Regions from separate parts of the Homo sapiens genome. Here all the other regions are linked to region 2. Evidence: chromatin loops called from intact Hi-C (ENCODE). Cell type or tissue: endothelial cell of umbilical vein. All regions are shown on one strand.

Region 1 (5,000 bases), 550 kb after region 2:
ATCACAGGCACAGAGACGTTTGTGAAATACAGGCTGGTGCAAAAGTAATCGTGGTCTTTGCCATTACTTTCAATGGCAAAGACCACGATTACTTTTGCACCAACATATTCTTAATTATGCCACGTATACCAATTTGAAAGTTACCAAGTTTTTCGGATATTTGAGTCAGTCAATGTCTTTCAGATCCAGATGAGACCCAAAAATGGGGAGGCAACAATTTCAAGACAAAGCGAAAAGAACATTACACTTTCAGATCAAGAGCTAAAAATAAGGAAAAATACCCCTCCTAGTATATTCTCTGTAGAAAGAACACAAATAAGTAATAAGGAGAAGCTTCTGTAGATGAGGAAAGATAATAAAGATGAATTATATTTAAGGTACATAAATTGTTTTCCTTCTATGGAATTTTTATTTTAACAAATTTTTTTAAACAGTTGAGTTCTCCCATCTATTTTAGGCCTTGGTCTCTGCTACCTTAAGGTCATGAATTTATGAACCACATACAGTATTTTCCTACCATGGGAATCTTTAGATGCATAACCCTCAAGGTTTAGGGAACAGAAAAATGGATGCAATAAAGTAAAAACTGCCAGTGATGTCTAGTTTTCATTCTTGTAATATTTTCTCACTGATATTAAACAAAAATCAAGAAAAAAAATCAAAAGATGTTAATAAGCCCTTGCTTAATAAAACCAATGACCCAACTCTCTTTCCTAATTAAAAGCTTACAGTACTTAGAGTGCTTACTATTTTCAATGAATGTTCAGACATAAAGTCCTATTAAAATTATGTATATTTTATAATTTCCTCCATTACTGATACATGCTTAAAGAAATTGATTCTGAGATACATTTTTCTTGTTCTTTTTCAGTTCTTGACACAGACTAGTGAGTGGCACTATGGACTAACAAGCATATTCAACCAACACAGAGGATCGAAATTAAAAAGCTATAACATATTAACATATCTAGGCCACACAGAAGGGTCATGAGGCAAGATCATCAGCATAAATTAGCACATTATTACAAGGCATCTAAAGGAACCAGGCAAAATCTGCATGACAGATCTTTCTTTCATAACGAATATATAATGCTATTTGATTGCATTTCTTTTAATCACAAGTATTATTTGGAGGGAAAATACTCGTAGTCTAATATCACATTTTACTACCTACCCAAAATTGGAATTATGGACAGCCAGGGTATGTATGGGGTTGGAGAGGGAAGCCTGTTAAAACCATTTTTGGGACACTTAACTATCTTTGTCCATTTGTCCAGAAACAAAGGGGTTTAAAAAAAAAATCACTGAGTGCATTTTTGCTTTTTCTAATTTTCCCACAAAAATCTGAAAGCATTAAATCATTTAGGAAAAAAGCCTTTGTTATTTACCAAACCCACAGAATTACACATCTACTAAAAGAGGTGAAATAGCAGTTCAGTTTGTTAATGAAGCCCTGTTTTTTCATCTCTACAGTAAGAATATCCTAAGACTACGGCCTCTAGGGTATTAAAGAGTCACAGTATCTTCTTTTTATTTTTTATGCTACTCATAGCTCACAGAACCACTGTCAAATACTGGAAGAAAATATCTATATGATAGTCTTTAGCTACTGGAACTGTTGCTGAATAATCAAATCCTCCTGTAATTATGCATTTTTAAACAATTCAGACAAATCGCATATGTAGCATATTACTAACATCAACAAACCCTGCTAGAAGAGTGAACATTTAAATATAAGCACATATACTCCCATGAACATAAAAACAAACCTCTAACTGCCAACTGTGCCTTCACTTCCCCCAAGCTATATACATTTAGTAACTGAGACAGTCATTTCAGAGTTAGGAGGATGGGTTTTTAACGGAAAAAAATGTAAACTTTCTTTCCAAGGCATGGTACCCTAAAAAGTGATTTTCAGAGAGAAATAAAAACTGAAACATACAAATTATATTGCCTCAAAATAGTCCCTACTTTTAAGTAAAGGAAACAGTAGAAGCACATCTGAAATTATTATATCTTGGACTTCTAAACTTACCCCCACAACAAAAGTAAAACATTTTATAATAGTAATGGAACTGTCTTGTGCTTTTTCACCCCTGTAAAAATCACTGACAAATGCTGTTCATTTAAAAATATATATATATATAGATAGCTTTGATGGGATAAAAAAATATCCTACTTGTATTCTCTTTCTAGGTCATAAACTACATTGGATGTAATAGGCTGTATAAATGAACAATCAGGAGGTTTCCGTCTAACTGTATGGGAAGTGTATTCACCACATCCTGCTATATAAATAACCCTCACTTCAAGTCAAATTCATATTATCTAATTTTTGCATTTCTCACCCAGAGAAGCTCTTCGCAGGACCTGGACCTAGATTCTCCTCTCATCACACAACTGTGAGTAGGAAATTCAAGCAATGAAAGGTTTTGCTACATTTTCAAAGGTACTTTTAAGATAAAATAACTTTCTAAAATGAATAAACCTGGGCAGTGTGACCTAAAAGCCACATAAATAATTTATTTGTGGCTGTCATGTTTTAATCACTGGACTGTTTTCAGAGGCTTAAAAAATTTAATGGTTTTTGTTATACAAAAGCAACTAGGTTTTCCATGAAACATTAGCTGTCACATTAATACAAGGTTTTATCATTAATTACAATGGATCACACAGGAGTTTATATCTACAAAATGATTGTTAAATATCTGAATTTCCAAACCATTTCAAAATAAAAATGAAACCTGGTCCTAGTAAACTTTACATGAATTAAAGATCCATTTACAAAACAGAAAATTAAATGTAAAAAAATAACCTCAATTTAAAACATTTGTAGATAAAACATTCAACACACTTTTTCATCAAAAAATGCAAATTAAAATATTAAACATAGGTAAACAGTGCCATCTTTTGGTATATTTAGGAACTGAGCTAAATTGTACAAAAACATCTTTAACAGATGAAAGGTGAGTAGAGCAAAGAATTCAAAAACCATCAGTTTATCATTTTATAACATTTAAGCTTTATAAATATATTAGCTTTTTTGGAGATGGGGTCTTGCTATGTTGCACAGGACAGACTCAAATTCCTGGCCTCAGGTAATTCACCTGTCTCAGCCTCCTGAGTAGCTAGCATTACAGGCACAAGTACCAAGCAGGCTATTTTTAAACTTATAAATATTTCCAAAAACATATTACCTCACATTTGTTTTCACTTCAATTTCATGAGATTAATAGAGCATCATTACATTTTAAAGACACTGAGGCTCAGAACATTTTAGTAATTGATCCCAAAATCCCTCAGTTAAAAATGATTGAGCCATCGCTGGCTTAAAATTGCTCGTTTTTACATTCCAACATTAATTCATTAAGCTTAGATAATGAGCCAAGTTATATAATTATTCTGTATTATAAGCAATGAACAAATTTTTATATTAGTTAAGATTCTGTAAAAATCGTTTGATTGCTTTTAGTATTTTTTGTATAATTTGGAAAGGAAAAGATACTTATGTTTATTAAATGAAGAATACACATTGACTACATTCACACAGCTGCTTACACTTCACAAATGCAAAAACTTTTAATCCAATATAGTATTCTTCATATCTCTATGTTAATGAGAAAAAAAAAAAGCCCTCGTTGGCTAGGTGTGGTGGCTCATGCCTGTAATCCCAGTGACTAGGGAATTTGAGATGGGAGGATCAGTTGAGGTCAGGAGTTCAAGACCAGACTGGGCAACACAGTGAGACACCATCTCTATAAAACTAAAAAAAAATTAACAAAAATATTTTTAAAAGCCCTTGTTTATGGCTTGCACATGATTTTACACCACAATATAAAAAGCCGTTACAAATGGAAATGATAAGCTTCAAATACTCTCCCTAAAGCTTCTCTGGCTTAATTTTGATCTTAGATGTGTCCATATACCATTTTCAATGTCTTCCACTTTTGTATTGTTCAGTGATTTTCTGAATAGTTTTATTAAGCCATAACATTTATTCCAGAACACTCTCACAATTCCTTCATTTTTGTAAGCTAGCTAATAATGAACTTCCTCATGGAGAGAAAAAAAATATTCTCAATGATCTATCTTTATCTTTGATTCACTTGTTACTAAGAATTTTACTCAAACTGCAATCATTAGTTCTTTACACAGCAGACTTGAAGATCATGGTTAAAACACAATCATTCCATCTTATATCATATAGCAATTCAATTAAAAAGAACATCAGAAAAAAGACAAGTCAATAAGATCACCAAAAAGGCTACTGAAAACACTGCTGAAGGAGTGAAAGCAGAGAAAGAGTCAATGGGATGAGCCATAAGCACTACATCTTCTGTCAAATGGAACTAGGTGATCAAAAACAATTAGACACTAACTCAGAAATGTAGTTACTTCACCCATTAGGCCTTACCTCTTGTCTACCGTATATTCAAGAAAAAGCACCGTATAGGACATGAGAATTGATAAACTTAGCTGTCTCTAAGTATGATTTGCCGGGAAAGATTGAAATAACATGCTAACAATGAATTTTTTTTTTTTTTTAAGATGGAGTCTCACTCTATTGCCCAGGCTGGAGTGTAGTGGCATGATCTTGGCTCACTGCAGCCTCCACCTTCCAGGTCAAAGCAATTCTTCTGCCTCAGCCTCCCGAGTAGCTGGGATTACAGGCGCCCACCACCATAGCCGATTAATTTTTTTTGTATTTTCAGTAGGGACGAGGTTTCACCATGTTGGTCAGGCTCTTCTGGAACTCCTAACCTCAAGTGATCCGCCCACCTCAGCCTGGGATTACAGGCGTGAGCCACCAGGCCTGACCAACAGTGAATTTTTTGATGGATTTAATTTCATCCCCAGGCTCTCCTTTTTTCATCTTTAGTAGGGCTGGATGCTGTCTACCCTCAAGAGTAAATAGCATTCCAGATCTTCTCCAGAGACTCTAAATTTCCTTTCCTTATTTCTGAGTGGATGGAAATCCCATTTTGAAGGCCCTTATTATT
Region 2 (5,000 bases):
ATATATATGTAGAAAAGTAATTAAATAATGATAGTTATCAAAAGAAAAAGAAAAGCCCAGTTCACCAACACAGGAGCTAGATGACAATGTTTCTTCTCAAGTGTGTCCACTGACATGTATATGCAGAAAAATTACTAATATAACAAGCCACTAAAAGAAAGCAAGAAGCCCACTTCACAAAATACAGAAAAATAGTGACTACCTGTTAAAGACTCACTTTTAGTGGTGGAGTGTGCACTAATTCATGCAGATTAACTGTGTTTGCAGATGTTAAAAACCACTGTAGATGTAAATAGAACTTTTTCCTTCCAAGCATTTCAATTTTTTAGAATAACTTTTCACAATAGCAGATTATAAACATGTGTGTTTGGCTAATAAACCTAGATTTCCCCCTAAACACATAATTCTGATAAAATCTAACAAAAAACAGAGAAAGAAACAGGAAAACATTTTTATGTGCAGAGAAATGTCTTCTTCAGGCCAAGGACAAACAGCACATGCTAATTTGCATGGTTTTAATAAAAGTGTTCTAATTATAGCCTACTCTAACTTACCCGTGATTTATCAAAAGAAAAAAAAAAATCAACTCCAGGTTGGACTTTTTGTGACCTGGAAGCTCTCTGGCCCTGTAACCCTCCTTGGTACTTAGTATGGTGTTTCAGAAACTATAATACAAGTTATGTTCATTACCTGTTTATTAAAATGACAAAGGAAACAACATAATGCATAAAATATAACCAGATTATCTGCTACTTTGGATTACCTTTACTAATGTTCTCTTTTAGAAGGACAGATAAATGGGAGTTAACTTTTGTCAAGCCCTTTTGTATGAGTCTTTATTTATTATAAGAATTCCTGAAAACAATTTAAGAAATGGACATGCAACCAGAGGCAACAAACAAAAATGAAATTCTTCTAGTCTCAAGCAACATTTCTTAGTGCAAGAAATAAAGTATTTTCTAAGCCTTATTCTGGGTACACATTTTGCTCCTAGCTTTATTTGCTTTTTGCAACAGCATTTAAGAGAAAACCAACTGACCATTTACAACCTAAACAATGGCTTTGGGGTATGATTAAGAAATGCACCTGGGCTCACTCAAACAACACGTTTGTTTAACCTGGTGACTTTCCTGTGTCTGGGGTCAGGCAGGAGCAATCTTGGTTGGGGGAAGGAAAGAAGAGCAAATACAACTGACTCACTGAGAACAAAATGGTTGCACTAACTACCCTTTGTAATTACAACTGTTTTAACAGTTTCTAGTAGGCAAAGCTGTCATTTAAGTGACCCACTATAATTTGGGATGAAACCCGAAGGAAATTTTGCCAAGTTTAGAATAGGAGTTGCATTTCTGAGTTTACTCAGCATGATGAATCCACTAAAATGCTGACTATTCTTTTTTTGGCATAAACTTACGTCAAGGGGAAAATGAACATTAAAATGAATATAGCTAGAGAGGCAAACCGTCACAACATTCACTCCCAGGAGCAGACCATAGTTTATTTTACTTTTTGTATCTTTCTATTATGAAACATTTCAATCATATAGAAAAATGCAGAATAAAATAATGAACACCCCCCAAACATCATTTAGTTTTGATAATCACCAACACATGGGCAATCTTATTTTATTGTACCCTATCCACTCTGCTCTTTGAAATTATTTTAAAAAAAAATGTTCTTTTAGAGACGGGGTCTTGCTCTGTTGCCCAGGCTGAAGTAAAATGGTGCAGTCATAGCTCACAGTAACTTGAAATCCGGGGCTCAAGTGATCCTCCTGCCTAAACCTGTCCCCGGTAGCTAGGACTACAGGTGTGCAATACCATGCCTGGCTAATTTTTAATTTTTATTTTTTTTAAATAGAGACAGAGTTTCACAATGTTGCTCAGGCTGGTCTCAAACTCCTGCGCTCAAGTGATCCTCCAGCTTCAGACTCCCAGAGTGCTGGGATTACCGGCATAAGCCAATACACCAGCCTGCATTAAAGCAAACCCCAAACAACTGATGTTGTATTTCATAAAAGCTTTCACTGACAATATATGTATATATTTTCATAAGGATCACGCCAGAAATCTCACTGAGCATGAGATGTCTAAACCAACTTTAACCACACCTTGTAAAACACTTTACACTAAAACCTATCTGCCTAGAAAACCAATTTGCTTGAATATAAGTGGGTAATTCAAATGACAAAATAACTTTAAACACAACCCTCTATTAATTCATGCGGGGAAAAATAGCAACATTCTCAGATTGGGAAAATAGTGCATGTTACTTTATCCCTATGGTTCTAGTCTTTGTGGACATTCCAATCAGTGAGAGACAATATTAAAAGTAACATGGATAGATTTGCCTGGATGGAACTTAGAAAAGTAGGTAAAGGCTACTAAGGAGGCCGGGAGCTGCCTGGAATAAAACTTTTCCATTTTCCTTCACTACTGTACATCCAGAATAAAACAGAATGGCAACAGACCAAAACTTAGGAGCTTCAAAAGGCACTCATCAAGCAGTCTAGCTATTTACAATAATTTATTACCAATCTTAAAGATCAAAAGGAACTCCATCAAGCATTTAGATTCAATTCCTCACTGCCTGATGACTAAGTTGTAGAGGAATGAAGGGAAGCCAAAATAATCTGAGGTGACTTTGATACAATGCCACAAAGGATATGAGGAGGAAGCCGGTAGAAGCTGCAAATGGCTAGGTTCCATTAAGAGTTCTAATAAAAGAAGAATGGAATTTCCCTTAACTGCGAATTTAAAAATGTTACAAGTGGGCGAAATTTAGACAAGCCAGGCAAAACCTCTGATTTGCCATCGCCTTTTTTGTTGTTGTTGTTAAATGTTAACTTTAGCCACTGCTGCACTTATGTTCATTAAGTGGCTTCATCTAAAAAAAAATGCAACACTACCTTCAGAAATCTGGCCAATCTCATTCCTTTTGCTGTTGTATTACTTATCAGCCTGCTCCTTCTGTCTGCATTGTCAGACCCTATTGGCTCTCTCAATCTCTTTCAAACAAATTGCTGCATTCTGCAATGTGACTGATTTAGCTTGAAAAATGTAACTTGGAATGATATAAGTTTTAGTATTACATATCACCATGGTCACATGAAGCATAAACATCTCTTTTACGAGTTTTTGGTGCTTAAGTCAATTGGTCACTATAGAAACACTAGAAGCTAGTGTTTCAAATTCTTTCAACTTCTATGAACTGGCACAATTTTTCCCTCCTGAATCCAGACATCTCTGTATTTTCAACTGAGGAAAGTAGTTTTCACACTACTTACTTTGGCTAGTTAAAAAATCCCTACCACATGTCTCCCTATAAATTCATAGATAAAGATTTAAGTTTATATTAGCATTTCAACTGTGCAAATTTTTTGTTTGCTTCTGAAATCACCTCGAATTAACAGATTTACTGGAATCCTACATGGTTTAGAAGTTTTGCACAAGTCTCTGAAACCTTGTAATCTATTTCCCCATGAAGATGTGGAGTTAAGCATTTTCTTAAAAATGGCTACATATTTTTTCTTTTTAAAAGAGTGCTTATCTTTTACAAATATATTGTAAAATACTTACAAGTGAAAAGATGTCTAGGAATTTTTCAAACATGAGGGATGGAGAAGGTAGGGTATAAATGACACAGACGGACTATGAATCTATGAAGCTGTGGGATGGGTACATGTGGGTCGTCACGTTATTTGGTCATTTTCTGTGTAGCAAAGCTCCAGGCAGTAGATATTTCAGACATGATGCTATGTACTAATTTTTATTAGGATTTTCATTTAGAAAAATAACTTTCTATCAGGAGGAATGAAGAATCAAGTTTTGCAGTCAGCATTTCAATTATCTTTACCAATCCAAAACCCAAGTTCCTCCAGTACAGTGTTTGGAAAGAAAAAACAAAAACCAACCAACCAAAATACACCCCAAAATGTGTCTTTTCACTGTCTTTGAGATTTCAGTGCCAATATGTAACTAGATTTCAATGTGAATAAAATATAATTATTATAGTTCAGAAATATAACATTTCTGTTTTCTTTAAAAGGGATAAAGAGCTAAAAAATTTAAATTGAAATATAAATGTAATTGGTAAGTGTATTTCAGAATCACCATATGTTGGTGAAAATTGTACTATACATTCGGAAAGACTTTAATACTTAATATGCTATTAACATGCTTCTCTTACCTTGTGATCATATGGACTGTAAGAATGAAACACCCGAGAAAGATCTTTTGTCCTTTGCTTTTTCTGTGAAAAAAAACAAAAAAAACAAAAAACCAACATACAAACAATTGAGTTGACAGCAGATAAAAAATATACATGTGTGTATATATCTCTACATACATAAAGTTTTTTTTTTTTTTTTTTAAGAGATTCTTCCTTTGTGGAGGCTGAGAAGACACAGGGGTGCAACTAAAAACCAAAGTCACTTTATGGTTATGTGGGTCATTATCACAGAGCAACCAGGTGACCTCTTCCTAGAAGATTTCATAACTAAAACACTAATCATCATCAAAAACTGTATTTGAAAATACATAACAGACTAAAATGAAGAAAACACTGAAAACGAAAGAAAATTTAATACACAGGGCACTTCCGATTTCATTGTAATACCAACTGCTGTTACTCAGAATTGGGCACAGACATGCATTCATTTAAACGATACACCTCCTTCAGGCTTCCTGGTTACAGCTTGGGTCTGTCTGCTGGAGCTTGCAGCTATGAGGATACCTTTACTGTGTCACTGCTATATAGCCTAGGTACCCTGCATGGTGTTTTACACACAGCAGGCACTCAATAAATACTGGCTAAGTTAATGAATAAATGAATGTATGAGTTATACAGGCATATAACTCTTAATATCTGTAATGATGACACATAAGCCTCATAGATTAGTTATGAAGAGAAGGCTCTTTTGGCCGAGCATGGTGGCTCATGCTTGTAATCCCAGCATTTTGGGAGGCCGAGGCAGGTATATCACTTGAGGCCAGGAGTTC
Region 3 (5,000 bases), 160 kb after region 2:
GAATACCTATTTTATTGAACACTCTAAGCCCTGGAACTGAAACAGTCACTCCACAGAATAGGCACCATCAGCAGTTAACTCATTAATCAGTATGGCACCAACCTAAGGAAAAATGTCAAGTGTAGTTAAGGTTTAGCTCACATATTATTAATTATAAGGTATCCATTTTTCTCATAGCAACTATTCTAGTCTGTCTTCATTATTCAATTAAAAATAGTATTCATTTTGTTGCTGCATTCAAAAAAGTTGGTTGCTGCCTAAACTGAGTGTTTGTGTTGGAAAACCTGTTTACTGACAGTTTGCTTTCTATTTTCCACAAATCAGACTTTAGGAAAATGTATATATATTCTTGTCGTTATTATTGTTATAAAGAATCCTGACTTCAAATATCATACCCTGCAATGATAATGCTTCAAAAGTCCAGAGGAAATACTTTGGGATCCCCCTCATGTTATTTAAAATGAATAAAACAGAGTCAGCAAGAGCCATTCAGGCCTTTCATGGCACACAGAACTTTTCTCAATCCATATTCAATGAAATGATCAGCCTATTTTCAAAGGCCAAATGATTAACGAGGCTAAAACAAACAATGAAGGGAGCCTGTGAAATTTGCTCACGCTCAAGTGGTTTGTTGCTTCTGAAGAACCTCAACACACACACACAGGCACACAAACTGAAGACTTTAGCCTGAACCAAAGTATAAGTTTCTAGAAAGTGTCTTAAAATTATAATTTTAAATTACCTTTAGTTGACAGAACAGAAGAGTTTCAAAAATACATTTAAATATTCCTAGCCAAGAGAGACAACAAATAAAACACATGGCTTTTATGTGAACGTGGACTTAAAACTCACAGAATAAAAAAGCATAAAATAAAGATCTTCGCTCCTCTTAATATGTTCCATGAGGTAGAAAAAAACACAGCAAAAAGATTTCCAATCACTATTCTTTCCTTTAGCATAAGAAATATAATTACTTCAGCAAAAAACTAAACCATATGAAAACATTTTCACTTTTTCCTGCCTGTCTATCTTTCTGAGACATACACATCCTCACCCACACCCACACAACATGGAAAATACAAGGATAGAAATAAGATTTTAGTTTTCCCAAATTAAAGAATCAATAACTTAGCATTGAGAACAGAATACATAGAAAAAAGAGCACTTAAAAAGCTTTTTAAAAAATAAAAAGCTCAATACATTTTAAAAGCTGAAGATATTTTTAGCATCTGAAAATTAGTAGTATTATGGATATATGGGTTTTCATAGTTTAAATTAAATACCTACTTCCAGAAATAATAAACCTTTGCTTAATCTTAATCATTTAATAAAAAGCTTTATCCTCCAAAGAAATAGTCTGGCATGTCCATAGGCTATTTTTAGAGGTGTACAATTTTATAAATATTCTCTGTACACGGAATAAATCTTTTTCTATTTAAAAAGTGGACTGAAATTAGTGGTATCATCTTTAATATTATATCTGCCATTAGGCGCTGGACTCATACAATCTTTTTTTTAACAAAATCTTATCACAAAATCCACTCCAGGAAAAGAGATGGCTAAGTAACAACATAAACAGATTTTAAAACATTCTGAAAGAGGTTATAAAAACAGGACATTATCCATGATTTTCCAGTTACTGGCATTTGAGCAACACAATATGAATATTTTAAAATGAACAGAATAATTTTAATTTATAATTTTTCCATCCAAATGGTTCCATGTTATGCCTTATGTAGAGAGTGTGGGTTCCTGGAACAGTGCCTTGCTGTTGCTAGATGAATATAGAAGGGGAAAAATCGCTATGAATAGGAATGGAAATAACATCCATAGAGAAACAGCAGCCAGCTCTTCAAGCTGCATAGGTGGGGACCAATAGCCCCCTGGTGGGCTGAAACCTCAAATTAAATCACATAAAGAGGAAGCAGCTGTAACACTAAATCAGCAACAATAGGAACAATGGTCTTGATGTTTCCAAGATCAAGGCTGCTAAAATACTCTATATAATAGCAACCTGGTTTAAAACACAATGGAACGAAAGAGCATGAGCAAAATGAAACCCTTGGACTTGAGGAGAATTTTGCTTTGCCAATTCAATTCAAAAATCTGTCAAAGATGATCTTGTTCTTAGTCAACGTGAGAAAGTTCAGCTTTTGTAAGGGTGTATTTCAAGCATGAAGAATCCTAATGAGAATGGATCCTTCAAATAGGATATGGAAGTCATTACATACTAAAAGTGACGCTAAATGTGGAATCCCCATGCCTGACATCCTTTTCCCTGGAAAGTCTCCTGATTAGTCATAGCACAGGCAGTTCCTGCCAGGCCACGCTTGCATATGAAGTCACCAGAGCACCTGAGGGCTTCAGTAGTCACTCATGGACACACATTGGGACACATGCTTATATCTGCACACTTAATTGGCTAGACTTACGGACAGAAGTGCTTGCCTAAAAAGCTTCATTTCTTAAGGACTTCAGTTATGAGCTTTATTTCTTTGCACGTTCAGTTCTCAATTCATCCAAACCTTTATTTGGCCCTTACCGTGTGCCCTTCAGCTCTTCCAGCTCACGATAGATATGGATTCACCATTAAACTGGCTATTAGCTAAGAGCTGGCAAGGGGACACTGACTAACGTCCTGGACCCTTTGCATCCATCCCTATTGGTGGTGGGGATACAATGGGACAGTCTTCATGAACACAGCCTTAGACCAAAATGAAGGGCCTGCTGGGCTAGCTTAAAATGGACACAATGTCAGGTTCAGTAAGATAGTCCCAGTCTGCACTATAACTTGGAATTTGGTAAGTATATGTCAGGAAAATAAACACATGAAAATGAAAAAGAGGGGGCGGGCGCAGTGGCTCATGCTTGTAATCCCAGCACTTTGGGAGGCCGAGGCAGGCAGATCACGAGGTCAGGAGATCGAGACCATCCTGGCTAACACGGTGAAACCCTGTCTCTACTAAAAATACAAAAAATTAGCCGGGCATGGTGGCGGGCGCCTGTAGTCCCAGCTACTCGGGAGGCTGAGGCAGAAGAATGGTGTGAACCTGGGAGGCGGAGCTTACAGTGAGCCGAGATCGTGCCACTGCACTCCAGCCTGGGCGACAGAGCAAGACTCCGTCTCAAAAAAAAAAAAAAAAAAAGAAAATGAAAAAGAGATAAAAGCAGGAAGAACTAAGATAAGAGAAGTGAATGCCCATTAAAAACTTCCATGCCTGTAAAAATAAATACATGCAAAAAAAGAAAGTGGTGGGGTAGGAAAGTAGGAGACAGAAATTAGGGTTTTTTCACGCATCCAAGGGAAGATTTTACTTTTTTCTAAAATTGTTCATCTACCTGACTTGTTTTCGTTTTCCCAAAAATTGTTCAGTCTACCCAACTTTTTAAATGAACATTATGTTCATCAGATCGTCCACCATCCTTTTGATGCATTAATTTTGGTAAAAGGAAAAGCAAATACTAGGAAGAATGAAATGCACTGTACAGGAAAAAAGCCTTAAGTTTAGCTATGAGATTCCATTATCATCTTACCCAAGCAATTACAGACCAGCCTGTAGATGAAACACAAGCCATTTTTCCCTGAATAAACAGCAACCCCAACAGCTAGATTCCCATCTCTGCGCCATAGCAATCTGAGATGACAGGAGACGGAAGTAGAAGACCTAAAAGTTTGATAATAAAAGAAGGATAATATCCTCAATAAAATAGTCTCACCACAAAGAAAATCCTCTTTGAAAAATCAAACTTTGCCAAAATTCAATTTCAAAAGATTATGGCTCACTATAACTATGTATGAGCTTCACTGTAATGAATTAAAATATGGGTGAAGACTGATTTTATCTAGTCAAGAAGTAGCATTTCTCTAGTAGTTCCTGCTTTATCTTTGAGGAAAATTTTCAAGATAAGTTGTTTCAATTATTCATGAGTAGTCTCTAAAAATAACCACAAACATACAAAAACTGTAAATAATGATTATGGGGATCTATAGTTAAAGAGCACTGGATGGCAGGGAAACCTACATCAAGTACACATCATTTAAAAATCCTTGGAAAATCTGCTAACTCTACCTCCCACTACCCGGTGTGTGCTCTCCACTCTCCATCTTTTCTTTTCTTTTCTTTTTTTTTTTTTCTGAGACTGTTTCACTCTGTCACCCAGGCTGGAGTGCAATGGCACGATCTCGGCTCACTGTAACCTCCGCCTCCGAGGTTCAAGTGATTCTCCTACCTCAGCCTCCTGAGTAGCTGGGATTACAGGCGCACACCACCATGCCATACCCAGCTAAGTTTTGTATTTTTAGTAAAGACGGGCTTTCGCCACGTGGCCAGGCTAGTCTCCAACTGCTGACCTCAGGTGATCCGCCCACCTCAGCCTCCCGAAGTGCTGGGATTACCGGCATGAGCCACCGCGTCTGGCCCCTTCCCCATCTTTTGTTCTCCATTCCTATCCTTTGTTTTTTCCTCTCAATTTTATCCTTGAGTCTTTCTCCACCATCCAGTTCCAGCCTGTATTCTCCCACTAAGGAAAATACATTAAACATATATGTTATATTTATTTAATATGCATTAAATTAATCAGCTTTTACTTCCTGCTGTTTCTTTTAAGGGTCACAGTGCATATTAAATTTTTAGGGGTTCTTTCTTCTTAAAAAAATAATCTTAGAGAATTCAGAAATTACGCTGGGTGCAGTGGCTCACGCCTGTAATCTCAGCACTTTGGGAGGCCAAGGCGGGCGGATCACCTGAGGTCGGGAGTTCCAGACCAGCCTGACCAACATGGAGAAACCCCATCTCTACTAAAAATACAAAATTAGCCGGGCGTGGTGGCACATGGTTATAATCCCAGCTACTCAGGAGGCTGAGGCAGGAGAATCACTTGAACCCAGGAGGCAGAGGTTGAATTACCTGTAGTTCCCAGGGGAAGTCACTATAGCTCCGGCCACTATGCTTTACGCCCATGCTGTTTCCTCTGCCTAAAATGACCTCTACTCTTCTTTG

Evidence for each region. Hi-C counts contacts between places; a loop is a spot of excess contacts. Peaks named below come from ENCODE experiments on the same cell type or tissue, not always from the same donor. Only the 100,000 strongest peaks of a DNase experiment are listed, where the experiment ranks them.
Region 1: it touches region 2 in a loop (3.0-fold over the local background); 2 of 110 quality-filtered maps call a loop at or near these places.
Region 3: a loop joins it to region 2, with 10 times the contacts of the local background. A loop is called at or near these places in 2 of 110 quality-filtered maps.

Annotation. Positions count from the first base shown.
Region 1 is chr6:20,562,287-20,567,286 of GRCh38, reverse strand. The region is part of intron 4 of CDKAL1 (CDKAL1 threonylcarbamoyladenosine tRNA methylthiotransferase); the gene reads right to left. Among named protein-coding and RNA genes, the nearest start is that of CDKAL1, 30 kb to the right of the region's middle. In endothelial cell of umbilical vein, a CTCF peak has its summit at 2,910 (motif pointing left); DNase peaks (open chromatin) are centred at 2,336 and 2,806; H3K27ac peaks cover 941 bases.
Region 2 is chr6:21,107,652-21,112,651 of GRCh38, reverse strand. CDKAL1 (CDKAL1 threonylcarbamoyladenosine tRNA methylthiotransferase) reads right to left here. Exons shown (of 16, transcript NM_017774.3): 13 at 4,189-4,251. Among named protein-coding and RNA genes, the nearest start is that of LINC00581, 400 kb to the left of the region's middle. In endothelial cell of umbilical vein, no CTCF peak of the experiment used is centred here; DNase peaks (open chromatin) are centred at 1,101, 2,811 and 3,001; H3K27ac peaks cover 2,873 bases.
Region 3 is chr6:20,950,104-20,955,103 of GRCh38, reverse strand. All of the region lies in intron 9 of CDKAL1 (CDKAL1 threonylcarbamoyladenosine tRNA methylthiotransferase), which reads right to left. Among named protein-coding and RNA genes, the nearest start is that of CDKAL1, 420 kb to the right of the region's middle. In endothelial cell of umbilical vein, a CTCF peak has its summit at 1,884 (motif pointing left); DNase peaks (open chromatin) are centred at 1,903 and 2,243; H3K27ac peaks cover 1,482 bases.